Linked DNA regions of Homo sapiens: region 1 is linked to region 2. The links are chromatin contacts, found by Hi-C or POLR2A ChIA-PET in ENCODE. All regions are on one chromosome and are shown on one strand. The core of a region is the stretch at or near the end of the contact, and the rest is flanking DNA. Distances in the headings are between cores, read along the strand shown.

Evidence for each region. Hi-C counts contacts between places; a loop is a spot of excess contacts on that map. ChIA-PET counts read pairs that join two places held with the same protein, here RNA polymerase II (POLR2A). Pooled maps may share reads with other maps.
Region 1: a map of CD4-positive, alpha-beta T cell shows a loop between it and region 2 (2.4-fold over the local background). The contact joins the enhancer-like site here to the promoter of COQ8A in region 2. A Hi-C loop is called at or near these places in 1 of 168 maps with a recorded cell type or tissue (CD4-positive, alpha-beta T cell) and 6 of 50 pooled maps. POLR2A ChIA-PET finds 5 or more read pairs at or near these places in 2 of 52 experiments (CD4-positive, alpha-beta T cell and CD4-positive, alpha-beta memory T cell).

The regions. Positions count from the first base shown.
Region 1 is chr1:226,423,865-226,426,564 of GRCh38, reverse strand. No RefSeq gene overlaps it. Among named protein-coding and RNA genes, the nearest start is that of PARP1, 17 kb to the right of the region's middle. RefSeq lists a silencer at 1,872-1,921. Within about 2 kb of position 1,409, at least 4 of the 41 ENCODE cell types and tissues checked have a DNase peak (open chromatin) inside an H3K27ac peak, as active enhancers do.
Region 2 is chr1:226,938,964-226,941,663 of GRCh38, reverse strand. It overlaps COQ8A (coenzyme Q8A), which reads right to left and starts at 1,370. Exons shown (of 15, transcript NM_020247.5): 1 at 1,265-1,370. RefSeq lists silencers at 1,145-1,304, 1,355-1,664 and enhancers at 1,935-2,034, 2,225-2,274, 2,009-2,700.

The sequences.
Region 1 (2,700 bases), core at 160-2,659, 520 kb after region 2:
CCAGCCCCGGGCAATGAGGGACTTAGCACCCGGGCCAGCGGCTGCGGAGGGTGTACTGGGTCCCCCAGCAGTGCCAGCCCACCGGCGCTGTGCTCGATTTCTCCCGGGCCTTAGCTGCCTTCCCGAGGGGCAGGGCTCGGGACCTGCAGCCCGCCATGCCTGAGCCTCCCACCCCCTCCATGGGCTCCTGTGCGGCCCGAGCCTCCCTGACGAGCGCCACCCCTGCTCCATGGTGCCCAGTCCCATCGACCACCCAAAGGCTGAGAAGCGCGGCCAAATGGCGCGGGACTGGCAGGGAGCTCCACCTGCAGCCCTGGTGCGTGATCCACTGGGTGAAGCCAGCTGGGCTCCTGAGTCTGGTGGGGACGTGGAGAACCTTTATGTCTAGCTCAGGGATTGTAAATACACCAATCGGCACTCTGTCTCTAGCTCAAGGTTTGTAAACACACCAATCAGCACACTGTGTCTAGCTCAGGGTTTGTGAGTGCACCAATGGACACTCTGTATCTAGCTACTCTGGTGGGGCCTTCGACAACCTTTGTGTCTAGCTCAGGGATTGTAAACGCACCAATCAGCGCCCTGTCAAAACAGACCACTGGGCTCTACCAGTCAGCGAACGTGGGTGGGGCCAGATAAGAGAATAAAAGTAGGCTGCCGGAGCCAGCAGCGGCAACCCTCCTGGGATATTCTTCTGCAGTGTGGAAGCTTTGTTCTTTCGCTCTTTGCAATAAATCTTGCTACTGCTCACTCTTTGGGTCCACGCTTTTTTTATGAGCTGTAACACTCACCGCCAAGGTCTGCAGCTTTACTTCTGAGCCAGCGAAACCACGAACCCACCAGAAAGAAGAAACTCCTAACACATCCGGCCATCAGAAGGAACAAACTCCAGACGCGCCACCTTAAGAGCTGTAATGTAACACTCACCGCGAGGGTCCGCGGCTTCATTGTTGAAGTCAGTGAGACCGAGAACCCACCAATTCCGGACACACTGGGAGCAAGGGGCCACCAGGTTGCTTAAGGAGGGGTGAACTGACTCAGGTCAAAAACGGAGCAGTTCAAAACTCCCGTTCTGATCAGTAGTGGAACCGCACCTGTGAGTAATCACCGTACTGCAGAATGGGCAACATAGTGAGACCCCCATGTCTAAAAATAATAATTAAAAATTTAAAAAGAAAAGGATTTCCTGTGGAGGATTTTCAAAATACACTGGCCTAGGTTTCTGTCCCAGAGATTTGGATCTGGGCCAGGGCCCAGGTGTGTATTTGAGGGGTAATAAATGAAATTAATACATGTACAGTGCTTAGAAGGGCTCACATTATCATGCAAAAAATGTTAGCTCTGTTATTCATTGTTATCCAAAAAGTCTATTGAGTATCTACTCTGTGCAGCACCGGAAATACACTGATAAGCCCACATCTCTGCTCTTTCAGAGCTTACAACGTGCAGAGGAAAAAACAAACAACAAAAAATAAAAAAAAAAAATTGAAACTAGCAAATTCAAAGAGTGCTATATCCAGTCTGCCCTCAAACCCCTGCCTTTTCTGCCTCCTAGGACTATCCTCTTCTCTCCTCCCACTGCCACTGTCCTGGTCCAGGCCGCCATCACCTCTCACCAGGATGGCTCCAACAGCTCCCAATTTTCTCTGCCTGCAGCCTTGCAGCTTTCCTCACAATGCAACCAGAGGGATTGTCTAAAAGGCGCATCTTCCTCCTCTCCTGCCAGTTTCCAAATCTCTTCTCCAAGTGTGCTGCCGGCAAATTAAACAAGACAACCAACCCAGGCTGGAGTAGATCTTGCGGGTTTCTTTCATCAACATCACACCTCATTAGGTTGATTTGTGTGTTTCCAGAGTTGCCTGTGCTGGGTGAGTGTGTGTATTTTGAACACCATCTAGTGGACAATAGGGCAATTTATTTCCAGGCTATGGAATGAACTCCCCAAGCCCTAGTCAATCTTTCGAACTTCAAAGATTTAATAAGTAGCCAGATTTTAAAAGCAAAGATTGTTCTTGACCCCATAACAAGATCAGAGTCAAAGGCAACTTGCAGCCTGCTTCAGAAGCTCCACTCTGCCAATAGGCCAGAGGGAAAGGAGGAGTAGGGTGGTGCCAAATAGAGGTAACTTTGGCCGTTAAGATCCTTTTGTCCTCACCCCAGATGCTGGTTCCTTGCTCTCCCTGTAGCTTCAGATTCTCAGCTGGTTTCCCATCCCTTTTCCTAAAAGGACAACAGCCCTGCCTAGCAGATTTCAAATTTCAGTCTACCAAGCACTGCTATTTCGCTCTCTCTCTCTCTTTTGTCTTTTTTTAAAGAGACGGAGTCTCACTCTGTCACCCAGGCTGGAGTGCAGTGGCACAATCACAATTCATTGCAGCCCTGAGCTCAAGCCATCCTCCCACCTCAACCTCTGGGACTACAGGCCCATGCCACCATGACTACCTAACTTTTTAAAATTTTTTGTAGAATGGTTGGGTGTGGTAGCCCACATCTGTAATCTCAGCACTTTGGGAGGGCAAGCCAAGGGGATTGCTTGACCCCAGGAGTTCAAGACCAGCCTGGGCAACATGGCGAAACCCCATCTATACAAAAAATTCAAAAATTATCCTGGCATGCTTGTAGCATCCTGCGCACGCCTGTAGCCTCAACTACTTGGGAGGCTGAGGTGGGAGGATCAGTTGAGCCTGACAGGAGGAGGCTGCA
Region 2 (2,700 bases), core at 121-2,620:
AGCTGGGATTATAGGCGCCCGCCACCACATCCGGCTAATTTTCGTATTTTTTTTTTTTCGGTAGAGACGGGGTTTCACCATTTTGGCCAGGCTGGTCTCGAACTCCTGACCTACGGTGATCCACCCGCCTCGGACTCCCAAAGTGCTGGGATTACAGGCGTGAGCCACCGCACCCAGCCGCCTGAGTCTTACAGATGCTGCTCCTGTAGCTCCCCTTTTGTCTCTCCTCGGGAGAAAGGCCTTCCTCCAAAAGAAGAGTCTCCCAAGAGCCCTCCTGCCAGGATGACCTACCCATCCACAGCGTGACAACTGGCAGGCTGGCATCAAGGAATGTTCAAATCCTTTGGCAATCAGGTAGGCCTGGCATGACCAGCTACTCAATCCTGTCACGTAGATCCAAGGCCCAAGTGAACGTGCACAAGTTTTTCAACAGGCTGTAGGCCCGACTCAGGCTGGAAGACTGCACACAAGCCTCTCACCCTTCAGGAACCTGACATCTCTCACCCAAATGGGGAGTCCCAACACCCAAACCTGCCCCTGCAGCACTCCCCATCGCCCAAAGAGGGTTTGGCAGAGGGGCTGTTACCTCTGTGCAATGGGTGAGAATGAGCCTCGGAAAGGTTCGAGTTTAGGGGAGTAAGCCCAAACCACTCACAAGACCCCCCAGAGTTTGGAGAAGAGGAAAGGCCAAAGAAAAGCGAAAGGAAGAAAGGATCAAAAAGGATCCCCTGTCCCAAGTTCACACAAAATTCCCACCTGCGAAGCCCAACAGCTGGCTCCAGCCAAGGAAGTCAAAGTTCTCACCCAAACCTGCAGCCAGCGGCAACGAGCCTAGAGCCCCAGACACACAGTGCAAGGGGGTCTGGGAGTGAAGAACAACATTATTAGAAAGCGAAGCATCAAAGCTGTATTGGCGACCAAAGGGCATGGGCAACGGGCATTCGGCAGCGGGAAGGCGGTCGGGCAAGCAGCGGGCGTGTTCCAGGGACCCAAGGCTCTGCACGTGGCCCTCGTCTCCTCCCCGAAGCAGGAACGAGGGGCTGAGGTGGACCCAGGGACGTGAGACGGCTGCAGAGGACCCACCCTGCAACTGAGGCGCCCCCACTGCGTCCGGACCTGAGGCTCGCGGCCAGCGAAACTCGCGGGGAAGCTGCGCTGTCACATGAAGAGAATGCAAGAAGGGCTGAGGTGGGTGTTGACCCCAGCTCTGGCCGCAGCCAGACGGCGCCTGGGCACGCGGCGGGCCGGCGGGTGGCAGCCTTACCTGGCTGCAGGAAGCTGGGATCCGCGGTCACCTTCTAGCCGCCTCCGCGCCCGCCTCTGCGCGCTGGCCACCGCGCTGACGCCCGCCACGCGCTCCGGATCTGTTTACCAACTCGCCCGCTCCGGGGGAGCCCCAGCTCACAAGCCCCGCCCCGCGGGCCGCTCCCATTGGCTGCACCGCCGTCCGCCTGCCGAATGCCGCTCTGCGCGTGGGAGCGTGCTCGGCCCGTGCTCCCGGCCCGTAGCCAATCGCGACCGAGAGCGGAGCAAGAGGAGCCAATGGGAGGCTACCTTAGCGGACAGGGCCCTCCTGTTCTCCTTTTCCCCACCTCCCGGCTACCTTTCTCTCTAGCAAACCGGGGCTGGAGGCCTGGCTTTGGAGTTGCTGGCCTGCGCGCATGCGCCTTGAGAACGGGAGCCTTTTTCACTGCGATGCAGTGTGCGTGGCCGCAAAGGCACCCCTGCGTGCTTGTTGCCTCCAGACTGGTGCTTGCTGGGCCTCTGCGCGGGCCTGGGAGGGGAGGCTGTGGACCAAGCAGACGCGACTGCGGGGCGTGGAGGGTGCCGCCGCTTTAAGGACCGGGCGATGCCTGTTCTTTGCTCCTCTCTATGTAGCAAGAGCCCCTTGCCCAGGGTCCACAAAAAGCACTCCGAGGAGGGGAAACGCGGCGGGCAAGGCCGCGCACTTCCACTTCCGGCCCTTCGGCCGGGGCCCTTCAGGCTAAGGATGCTTGTTTTGTGTGGCGCCATCCTCAAAACAGGAAGCCTCTGCCACCCGCGCCCCGAGGGTAGAGAGATAGTACCCTCACCGGAGTCGCTGTCCGCCCGCCGGTCTCGTCGGCGTGCAGGTGCCCGCAGTCGCTGACAGCCGGGGTTTTGGAGGGCGCGCAGCCAACACGGGATGGAGCTCGGGTGCAGCCCTCGGCGTCCCCGCCGAGCAGCCCTGGGAGGCACCGCCACCAGCAGCACGCAGATTTGCCCCGTCACTCCCTCCTTAACGAGAAAAGGAACGTATGAGCCAAAGTCGGCTCGACAATTTCCACTCAGATGACCCCAAACACTGGTCTGCAGCTCTGTTAATCGTTCTTGTGGAAAAAAGAAATAACAATTTAGTTTTTCATGAAATGAAATACTCAAGCCAAAGGATTGTTCCTTATTCTGAGCCTCCCCCCGCTTTTTTTTTTTTTTTTTTTTTGGTATTGTGAAACGAAAATTCACTCTGCCAAAAGGAAAAAAAATTAAACTGAAAGCTGAGTCATGCAACTGCCTTTCCTTTTGTTCCTAAGCAGATAGCTACAGATTAAAGGTGAAGTATCTCCACTCTATGTTCACCTTATCTTGTGTAAAGTGCCGATTTACTGAGCGCCAAATACATAACTGTTGCCCTACCTGCTCCCTTTATCGCAACATGTGGCTTCAATAATGTGAACATACCTT